Linked DNA regions of Homo sapiens: region 1 is linked to region 2. A link is a loop called in an ENCODE intact Hi-C map of the cell type or tissue named here. Cell type or tissue: ascending aorta. All regions are shown on one strand.

Evidence for each region. A loop is a pair of places that touch in the nucleus more often than their neighbours do. Peaks named below come from ENCODE experiments on the same cell type or tissue, not always from the same donor. Only the 100,000 strongest peaks of a DNase experiment are listed, where the experiment ranks them.
Region 1: a loop joins it to region 2, with 2.1 times the contacts of the local background. A loop is called at or near these places in 1 of 110 quality-filtered maps.

What each region holds. Positions count from the first base shown.
Region 1 is chr15:63,346,447-63,351,446 of GRCh38, reverse strand. CA12 (carbonic anhydrase 12) reads left to right here. Exons shown (of 11, transcript NM_001218.5): 3 at 4,738-4,917. Among named protein-coding and RNA genes, the nearest start is that of CA12, 33 kb to the left of the region's middle. RefSeq lists an enhancer at 4,925-5,000. In ascending aorta, no CTCF peak of the experiment used is centred here; DNase peaks (open chromatin) are centred at 1,152 and 2,876; H3K27ac peaks cover 2,650 bases.
Region 2 is chr15:63,292,095-63,297,094 of GRCh38, reverse strand. All of the region lies in intron 4 of APH1B (aph-1B gamma-secretase subunit), which reads right to left. Among named protein-coding and RNA genes, the nearest start is that of APH1B, 17 kb to the right of the region's middle. In ascending aorta, no CTCF peak of the experiment used is centred here; DNase peaks (open chromatin) are centred at 2,574 and 4,190; H3K27ac peaks cover 1,343 bases.

The DNA.
Region 1 (5,000 bases), 54 kb before region 2:
GGCATGCTAGGGAGAAAGGGAGTGTACGGATGGGTGGTGGGGTGGTGCCACCCAAGCCAGGCTATGACAAGATTGATCTGGTTACTGCAGGAGAGCCAGCCTGGCAGTGTAACAAGGAAGGCTGGGGCTGGTTGCCTGTGGGAAGCCTTTGCAGTGTGACATGGCGAGGGCCTAACCCATGGAAGCATGGGAGTCCATGACCCACTAAGGGCAAAGGATAGACCAAGCTGGCTCTGAGATGTTGAGCCTTGGAGGAGCGGGGCCCAGGTGTTCTCTGATGAGGCATTCCACCATCAAGCTGTAATCTAGGCCATAACACATCCTCTAATTGCAATATTGCAAAAAATATATGGACTGTATGTGAACCCTGAAATTTACAAACTGTTAAAAATTTATGACCTATTTGGAAAAATTTGAATTCTAATTGGATTCGGTAATCTTAAGGTATTAATTCTTAACTCTCTAGGTGTGGTCATGGTACTGTGGTTTTAAGAGCCCTTATGTTTTAGAGAAACATATGAAATATATACAGATGAAATATATCTGGATTTGTTTCCAGTTATCCAGGTAGATAAGGGGAGAATGGGCTTAGCATAGATGAGGCAGGACTGTTTCTGAATTGTAAACTGTCCAAGCTGGGTGACATGGGGTTCATTCCACTCCTCTCTCTACATTGTATACATTTGAAATTTTCTGTAAAAACATTCTGGTCCTTGGATAATGCAGGTCCTACACCCTGGGCCTCAAAATTCCCAATCAGAAATCACGAGAGGCATTTTGAGCTGTGCCATGTTAATCTCTTGTTACCTTTCGAAACAGGAATTCTGACCACTTCTGTTTTGCCTAGAGCAGGAAAAACACATAGACAGGAAAGAAATAATGCCTTGGCTTTATTTAGAAAAACAAACTGTGAAAGACACGTGATCCTCCTGTATCACGATCATGGGAGGAGTCCAACCAACTGGAGAGGCGAAGTCAAAACTCAGAAGAGCAAAGGCAAAGTTTTAGCTGGAAATAAATGCTTCTTTTAGGAGAGTCACTCCCAGTGGAGGATTTCTGGCAGTGGAGCACTTGGCATGAGTGTGAAAGCTGACACTGAGTTGGAAAATGGTAGCCCAGGGTGTAGCGGCCAGCATAAGGCCAGCACTGTGCAGTCACATGTCACAGCTCAGGGAACAGAAAGGCCTGCTGTTGTCACCTCTGATATTGGTTGTCCCGGTGCCCACCCTCATGGCACCTCTATCTCTCACATGCCACAAAGACAGGAGGCTGCTCTGACAGTGTCCCCAGCTATGCAAGGCGGGGACACCCACTAGCCATTACATGCTGGGGGAGGGCCCTATGAACTTCCTTGGCAGGCCGTCTCCCAGGCTACAGGGCAGAAATCAGATTTCTTTTTCAATTAGTGCCCCCAAACAGAAACCATTTGCACACAGGTAAGCTAGAAAGCTAGGAGGGTACATTTTGAACCTGAGCAAGTGATCTCATTTTTCCTCCTCTTTTTTGAGGAGAAGAAATACATGAGGGAATTAAGGTGGGTGCACGTTCCCTGGGAAAGGAACAAGCATGAAACAGGTGTTGAGAGTTCAGCTTAGTAAACATGTGAGGGCCCACTCTGTGCCAGGCACTGTGGGAAGTGCAGCGATGGATGAGCCGTGGTCCTTGTCTTCAAGGACAGCGTGGGGAAGCCAGGAAATTCCAGGTGCACAAAATCTCCTGGATAAATACTGAAGGACACATAAGTCCTGTGACCCAAGCAAAGTAACTGTTACTTAGCCAAAGTCAAACTTCCGGCAAATCTCTTAAATCTCTATTTTTCACCCATAAAATGGTGCAATTCTGCCTTGCTTACCCCGTAAGGTTATAGAGTTATAAGGATCAAAGCTACTACAATATAATAACAATGAGGAGGAGGAGGAGGAGGCGAAGACAAGGCTTTCTTGACCTTGCTGACCTACAGACCTGTGACTGGTGCCCAAGGACGAACTCCGCTGTGGATGGCAGCCAGGACCAGGGCAGGTTCCTGATGCAGATGGCTGTCTGATCCCAGCCAGTCCTGGAGCACCGGTGCCCTGTGCCCTCATTCCCGAAGCTGGTTCCCCTGGGCACCTTGTCACATGCCCAGTAGCTGCCTTGACATGAGCAACCTTTCTGACTCATTCAAATTTGCCTGACAGATGGAGAAGGTGCTTAGTCCTAGTATTCTTAATAAATATCAGAGCTTAAGAGCCAGAAGGAACCTTCCAGAACATAGCTTCCACACACATCCCATCCCCACCACTACGCCCACCACCCCCACCATTTGCACGAAGGGCAATGGAGGCTCCAGCAGGGAACATAACCCACTGAAGTGTTGGGACAGCTGATGCTGGAATCTCATTCTCTGGACTCCCCTGGTCCAACATAGCTGCTTCTCTTTCCAAGACAGGTTTTGCCAACACCAACTCTACTGCCTTTAATATCCTTAGTCTTTCCTGCCCCCCAAATACCTTATTTGGTCCTAACTTCCAATAAAGCGTATTTAGAGCAAGAGAAAAAGGAAACATTCCCCAAGTCACATTTTCCCAAGCCCTCTGTTCTTTTTCACTCTTTGGGAAAATGTTTCCTAAATGCCCATGGGGGCACGTGACCCTACTTATAATATGGGTTCACAGAGACGAAGATGAGGGGTCCCTATCTTCACGAGGCTCTCGTTTAGCTATCAGTAAAATGCCCTCTTGATGAAACCTTTTTGAACCTCCACTGTGGGAAAAGAAAACCCTTCTAATCCAGTTCCCTTTAGTCATGTGTGCAAAGAGAAAGCTTCTCAATGATGCATCTCTTTACTTCCTGAGTTTTTTGCATTCATGCCTGGCTGGCAGCTTCCGCCCTGCTGGCTGTGGGCCCAGGCAGTATTGTGAGCACAGAAAAGGCTGGCAGCCTCACTTAGGGAGTCTTACCCTGTGCTGTGTCTCTTCCTGACCCTGGGGTTCTACATGAGGCCTCACGGTTGCTTCATTCTGCTCCCCGCTGCCCCTAAAGCATTCGGTTTGGCCCCCAGCTGAATAATTGTCTTACTCCAGTTTGGCCCTGGAGTGCCTGCTTTGATATCCTCCAGCCTCCCTCTTCCCTAGTCACCATCTTGGTGTAGTTGAGTTATTTTGAGGCCTTGAAAATAAGAATAGTAGAGCTCAGCGGAGACTCTGCCATGCCCAAGTGAGAAGACTGGTGTCCAGTGAAAGGTTGGACTGGAGATTCTGCAATTCCGTCATGCTGTAACATTTCTGAAAATGCATAGCCTAAGGTTGACAGCCTGAAAAATCAGTAGGGTTCCGATGTGTGTGTCCGGACCTAGAAGTAAGAACTAACTAAGCCTGGGACCAACGCCTCATAGCATTTGAAATGAACCTGGGTACCAAGTATCACTTCGGATTCTTCCCACTCTCAGATACGGTCCCCTAGTTAGAGAGCACGATGTAGGGGGTTGGGATTCTGTGGGGCCAATATAACATTTACACCCTTGTGAAACAGTGCAGGGGTCTACAGAAGAATTCCCAGAAGAGGTGGTGTTCCTTTCCCCTTTTCTCTATTTACCCACCTTCCTTGTGTTGAAATACTGATGAACGGACCCCCAGATGGCAAAGCTTGATCCCCAGCTCTGATAGAGCCCACAGGACACCCTGGGTCTACCCTAACGAGCCATGACATGCCAATTCTTTGCTTTTCTGGAGAAACCTTGGCCTGAAAGTCTGTTTAATTACCGTGGAGATAATCTTTTAAACATAGATTTACATTCTTTAAAGACTTTTTCCCTGTGGGAGTAGGAAAGTTCATCTGCACATAGCATGTTTATTTTCATTTCCAGGGGAGGAACTGCTATCTGGTAGTTAGCAAGAAGCTTGAGCCCTGGAGGAATTTCTTTTTTTAAAGTCTGTTCCTCTTCACTGATAGTGTGTCAATTATATTGTAATAATTAGTTTATAGTGTGGTCATATTTTTTTCCAGCTTAAACTCTGCACTTCACTCTGTGATTCCAGGCCTATAATTATTTAACATTTGTCAATCATCCCTATCAGATTGGGTTCTATAGTTACTCTAAATGTGGGTATCAAGAGTCAATGTCCTCAGGGGTTTCTCTTCAGGAAGGTCATACTTGCAAAGCCAGCAGCCACAAAGACCTATTTAGGTTGGTGCAAAAGCAGTTGTGGTTTTTGCCTGAAAGGAATGGCAAAAACCGCAATTATTTTTGCACCAAGATAATACTTGGCACTGTGGTCAGTAAGACACTAATTTTTCCCACCTGGGGTGGCCCCGCAGATTTGCTAAATTCTTCCCCGCTAGAATGCCAGCTTGGATGAGCAGGGGCTCTATTGTATTCAACCTGGCAGCCCCAAGACCCAGAGTAATTCCTGGCTCATAATAGGTACTGGCTAAGCAGATGCTGAATTGCTGAAAGTCAACAGGTCTTGACGTGTGTGTCAAACAGGAACAATGTACAAAATAAAGCAGAGTTCGGTGGCCTTCTGGCTCTGGCCTGTGCAGCCCTAGTCCTTCTTTCCCCACATCACTTAAGAGCAGGTGGTCCTGAGTGGTTGCTGGACCTGATTCTGGAGGCCAAGACTCTGAGCCTTGAAGATTTACCTCCGGGGATTCAGAAAAGAGGAGAAAAGGAGTAATTGTATTGAACAGAGAATTAGAAGATAAGGAAAATCCCTTTGTGAGAAACTCTAAATCTTGAGCATGGATCTCTGTGTCCAGGTCCTGATGGGGAGAATAGCTGGTCCAAGAAGTACCCGTCGTGTGGGGGCCTGCTGCAGTCCCCCATAGACCTGCACAGTGACATCCTCCAGTATGACGCCAGCCTCACGCCCCTCGAGTTCCAAGGCTACAATCTGTCTGCCAACAAGCAGTTTCTCCTGACCAACAATGGCCATTCAGGTGAGGGAGAGGCCTTGGAGACCTGAGGGGTATGTCTGAGTCTCCCTCAGCTGCCAGGCCTGTCCTTTTCCATCTGGCAGGGA
Region 2 (5,000 bases):
ACTGTATATCAGTTTGTGACGACTGTAACTGTCTAGTCGATAATGGACTTCCTCTTCTAATAAACTTCTAAGTCAAAGTATCTTGGTAGTGAATATTTCTAACCTATTTCTAAGCAAAACGTTTCAGTGTTATCTTCAAGAAACAACATTTACAGCCGGGCGGGGTGGCTCACGCCTGGGAGGCCAAGGCAGGAAGATCACCAGGTCAGGAGATCAAGACCATCCTGGCCTACATGGTGAAACCCCATCTCTCCTAAAAAATACAAAAAATTAGCCAGGCATGGTGGCACACACCTGTAGTCCCAGCTACTCGGGAGGCTGAGGCAGGAGAATCGCTCGAACCCAGGAGGCAGAGGTTGCAGTGAGCCAAGATGGCACCACTGCATTCCAGCCTGGGCGACAGAGCAAGACTCCGTCTCAAAAAAAAAAAAAAAAAGAAACAACATTTACTATTTGGCTCCTTCACCCTTCCTGAATATACCCCAAATGCTCTAACACACAGATTCATAAGCACCTTCATTTTCACACGTGTTCCTTTCCCTCATTCCCGATGCCTATTTTTCTGTCCTTGCAAAGCTAATGGCCTAAGACAGCAATTGCGTCTAATACTGGCTTCCTGCCAGCACAGAAACTGCCATCACCTAGCTTCCCCTAACACGGGCAGGGTATCTCTAACTAAGTCAGAGCAAGCCAAAGGCTGCTGCTGGGTGGTGGCAGCCACAGACAAAGGAGGACTTCCCAAGGCCAAAGCTCAGCCGCAGCTGCCCAGAGGCAGGATGTGAAGATCAATGGGCTTTTGGCTTCTTTTTCTAAGTAGTAGAAAGGTCAGGGGTTTCAGGGTTCCATGAAGCAGGAGACACTCCTCCATCCATCCTGGCCGTAGAAACTCTCCAGACTCTTGAGAGATCCCCCAGTCAGCTGGCACAAGTGGGAGTCGGGCCCCAGAGCTGAATGAATGCTTTTGAAAATGACTTTCTCTAATGGGGATTTAACTTAACATTTTTGTTTTAAAGAATGTAAGAGAATTCTGCGGCCTGATTTACTGTAATATAGATATAGATTGCTAATCAAATAACCTTCTCTAAGACATTATTTTAATGTTTAAAGTCCCCCTAGAAAATGCTGAAGAATTATGAAACACTCTCCTCAAATTAGCTCATCACTGTGGAGTCAGCATTGGGAGGTTTGCTAGAAGTTGTCTGATCCCGTCCTCTACACAATGAAGATAACCCACATGGTCCAAAATACTTCCAATTTCATTTCATTAAATGGCCACTATGAGAAAGTTCCTTCTCAAACCGAACCCAAATCTGCCTTCTTTTAACTCAGTAGTGATTTTCAGCTGGGATGATTTGGCCCATAGAGGGAATATGTCAATGTCTGTAGACATTTTGGGTTATCACAACTGGGGGACAGGGGTGCTTCTGGCATCTAGTGGACAGAGGCCAGGGGTGCTGTTAAACACCCCATAACACACATGTCAGCCCCCAACCAAGAATCATCTGGCCCCAGGTGTCAATAGTGGTGAGGTTGAGAAACCCTGCTCTAACTCCTGCTCACTGATCCTGAGAAGGCTCTTTGAAGAACCACAAGTCAACTCTTTTTTTCTATATGTAGCACATTAAAAAACATTTGAAACTCCCTGCAGCAACCAGCTACTGTCACAAAAATGCTGCAAAACAAAACAAAACAAAAAACAGGCCTAAACTCACTGGCTAGAGCTGCCATTGGGATCATGAGGCCCAAGGCAGCCTGGAGTACAATCCCCTAATGGGGGACCTGCCTTCAGGCAGCGGGCAATGGATACAGGTTCTCGGGATTCTATTACTTTCTATTAATGCTTCACTGACTTCACAAAACTAATTAATTTCTATGTTTGTCTCTAGCCTAGAATAGTTTCAGCAAAATCAGATTTACCATTTCTTTAAATGTTTGCTCCAAACAAGCTCTCAAACCTGATCTATGCCATTTATAAAGCAAAGCTAAGCCCATAAGACCTTGGATGAAGATTTAGATGGAAATTGCAGGTAAGGTTTACAGTTGGAATGGATGTAAGTTATGGGAGAAAAAGGGAAGAATCAGGAAATATTCTAAGAAATAACTGAGCACCTGGAAGGATGGAATTCCATTAACTGAGATGAGGAAGGGTGCAGGAGTGCACCATTTTAAAGACCTTGTTCCACTGCCTTCCAGAATTTCTGATAAGAAGTCAGCAGTATTTAAAATTGTTGTCCACTGAATGTAGGGAGAAAGCCTCACTAGAGATGAAAATGTAGCTTACCACCCGAAACAAAGGACTTTGATCTCACGAAAAATATTCAAGTATAAGTCTTTGGTGAGGGTTTCGAATAACTATAAAAGGCAGTAAAATCCAATAAATCCACCCATTAAAGTAAACCTCAAAGCTGATTAATTCCTCCAAAGAAACAAGAGATTTCCAAACATTTATGCAAATAAGTTTGTTTCCAGGAAATAGTGTTGGAACACTGCACAGTAAGTGAAACATGTTACAGTATGAACCATTCCCCTAAAAGTGGGAAGTGGGGCAATGCAGGAACCCTGACGTGAACCTTACGACTGTCTTTAGCAGAGCTGTGGAAAGGGGGAAAAGTGAACTGGTACAAGTGGTCCCAGCACTGAAGAACATCTTTGGTAAGAAGTGGGCATGGAGGAGGTTGATAAATGCTGGGATTCCCAGGCCAAATTCCCAACATGGCCATGGAGCTGCATGGGATCAAGCTGAGAGGTTGCCGGGGGGCGGGGCTAGACTGAGCAATAAAGTTGGAAATAGTGGGATTTTTTTTCCCTTTCAAATGATAAATATTAGATGTAATTAATAAAATATGTATTCCTATGGGGCTGAGTGAAGAGTGATACCATACTGGATGATGTTTTAAAAATGGGACTTTTGTCTCATGCAATCATATCTACAGGACAGTAACCTGTAATATGGTATCCTGCTCACTGTGGCTACAAAAAAAAAAATGTCTGTGAAATTCACTGAAGAAAAAGAAACAAAACCCCCAAAACACCGAAAATTAAAAGCAGCAGTGGCTAGGTACAGCATTTCAGGAGGTTGAGGCAGGAGAATCACTTGAGCCCAGGAGTTCAAGACCAGCCTGGACAACATAGTGAGACCCCATCTCTACAGGAAAAAAAAAAAAATTAGCTGAGTTTAGTGGCATGTGCCTGTGGTCCCAGCTACTTGAGGCTGAAGTGGCAGGATTGTTTGAGTCTCAGAGGTCAAGGATGCAGTGAGCCATGATCACACCACTCCACTCCAGCCTAGGTGACAGAGCAAGACCCTGTCTCAAAACATAAACAAATAGGCCACACTTTGGAAGGCCAAAGCGGGCAGATGACGAGGTCAGGAGTTCGAGAAAAACCTGACCAACATAGCGAAGCCCTGTCTCTCCTAAAAATACAAAAATCAGCTGCGCAGGGTGGCGCACTCCTGTAATCCCAGCTACTCAGAAGGCTGAGGCAGGAGAATCGCTTGAACCTGGAAGGCGGAGGTTGCAGTGAGCCAAGATCGTGCCACTGCACTCCAGCCTGGGCAACAGAGCAAGACTCTGTCTCAAGAAAAAAAAAAAAAAGAAGAAGAAGAAGAAAAACACACAAAAAAACAGGCCAGGTGCGGTGGCTTACGCCTGTAATCCCAGCAATCTGGGCGGCTGAGGCAGGCAGATCACCTGAGGTCAGGAGTTCAAGAACAGCCTGGCCTACATGGTGAAACCCCCATCTCTACTAAAAATACAAAAAATTAGCCAGGCGTGGTGGCAGGCGCCTGTAGTCCCAGCTACTGGGGAGGGTGAGGCAGGAGAATGGCATGAACCCGAGAGGCAGAGCTTGCAGTGAGCCGAGACCGCACCACTGCACTCCAGCCTGGGCAACAGAGTAAGACTCGGTCTCAGTAAAAAAAAAAAGAAAAGTAAAATAAAATAAAATAAATAACTAAAAATAAAGGCAGCAGTGGCTGACGAAAATAAGGACAATTTTACCCATGAGAAGAAACAAGGTCTATAGAGAATGGAGAAGTGCAAGTCATTCAACTGCGCCGAAAGGTAGTCAGCAGAGCCTAGCCATTCATCCGTGTGAGGAAAGAGACATCAGTGATTCAGTGTGGCCTGAAACATACCTAGAAGAGCCATCAAGTCTTACAGCCGCAGCCCATGTCATTCTTTCAGCTAGAGACTGTGAAGCAATACACTGAGCTGCCTGCTTACACACTGCCTGAAGACTGATGCCTGTGATGTGTGCATTTCATAATGTATCACAAGCTACTAGAGACTATGATAGGTCATATCCATTTAATGAAAGTGCATTCCAAAAAGTACAATTTTCTATTCTCAGTTATTTGAGCAGCTGGAAAGAAAGGCTTACACTATTGATATAAAGAAAACAAGCCAGGCGTGGTGGCTCACACCCTATAATCCCAGCACTTTGGGAGGCTGAGGCAGGAGGATTGCTTGAGGCCAGGAGTTTGGGACTAGCCCGGGCAACATAAGGAGACCCCCATCTCCACAAAAAATACAAAAATTAGCTGGGCATAGCAGCACATGCCTGTGGTCCTAGCTACTTGGGAGGCTGAGTGGGAGGATCACTTGAGCCCAGGAGTTCAAGGTTATAGAGAGCTAAGATCATTAACACTGCATTCCAGTGACAGAGTGACAGAGCAAGACCTTATCTCTTAGAAAAAAAGAGAAAGAGAAAACAGATAATGAAAAATACAAATTCGATGATATATACAGCGTATAGAGTATCACTGTATCATAAACAGTAGCAGTTAGTTGTGACAACTTATTACAAGAAATTAAGATTCTAATGAAATCATAAAAGGATAAGAACTGCAGGTTACAATCTATTGTTGATCATTTTTTCTGTATCATTAGGAGATGTTATACTTTCTCTACTACTTTGGAATTTGGAAATGTAGGTATTGAGATAGTCTTGCTTACAAAGAGCTTTCAGTCGAGTCTAAACTTTAACAAACTGCCACA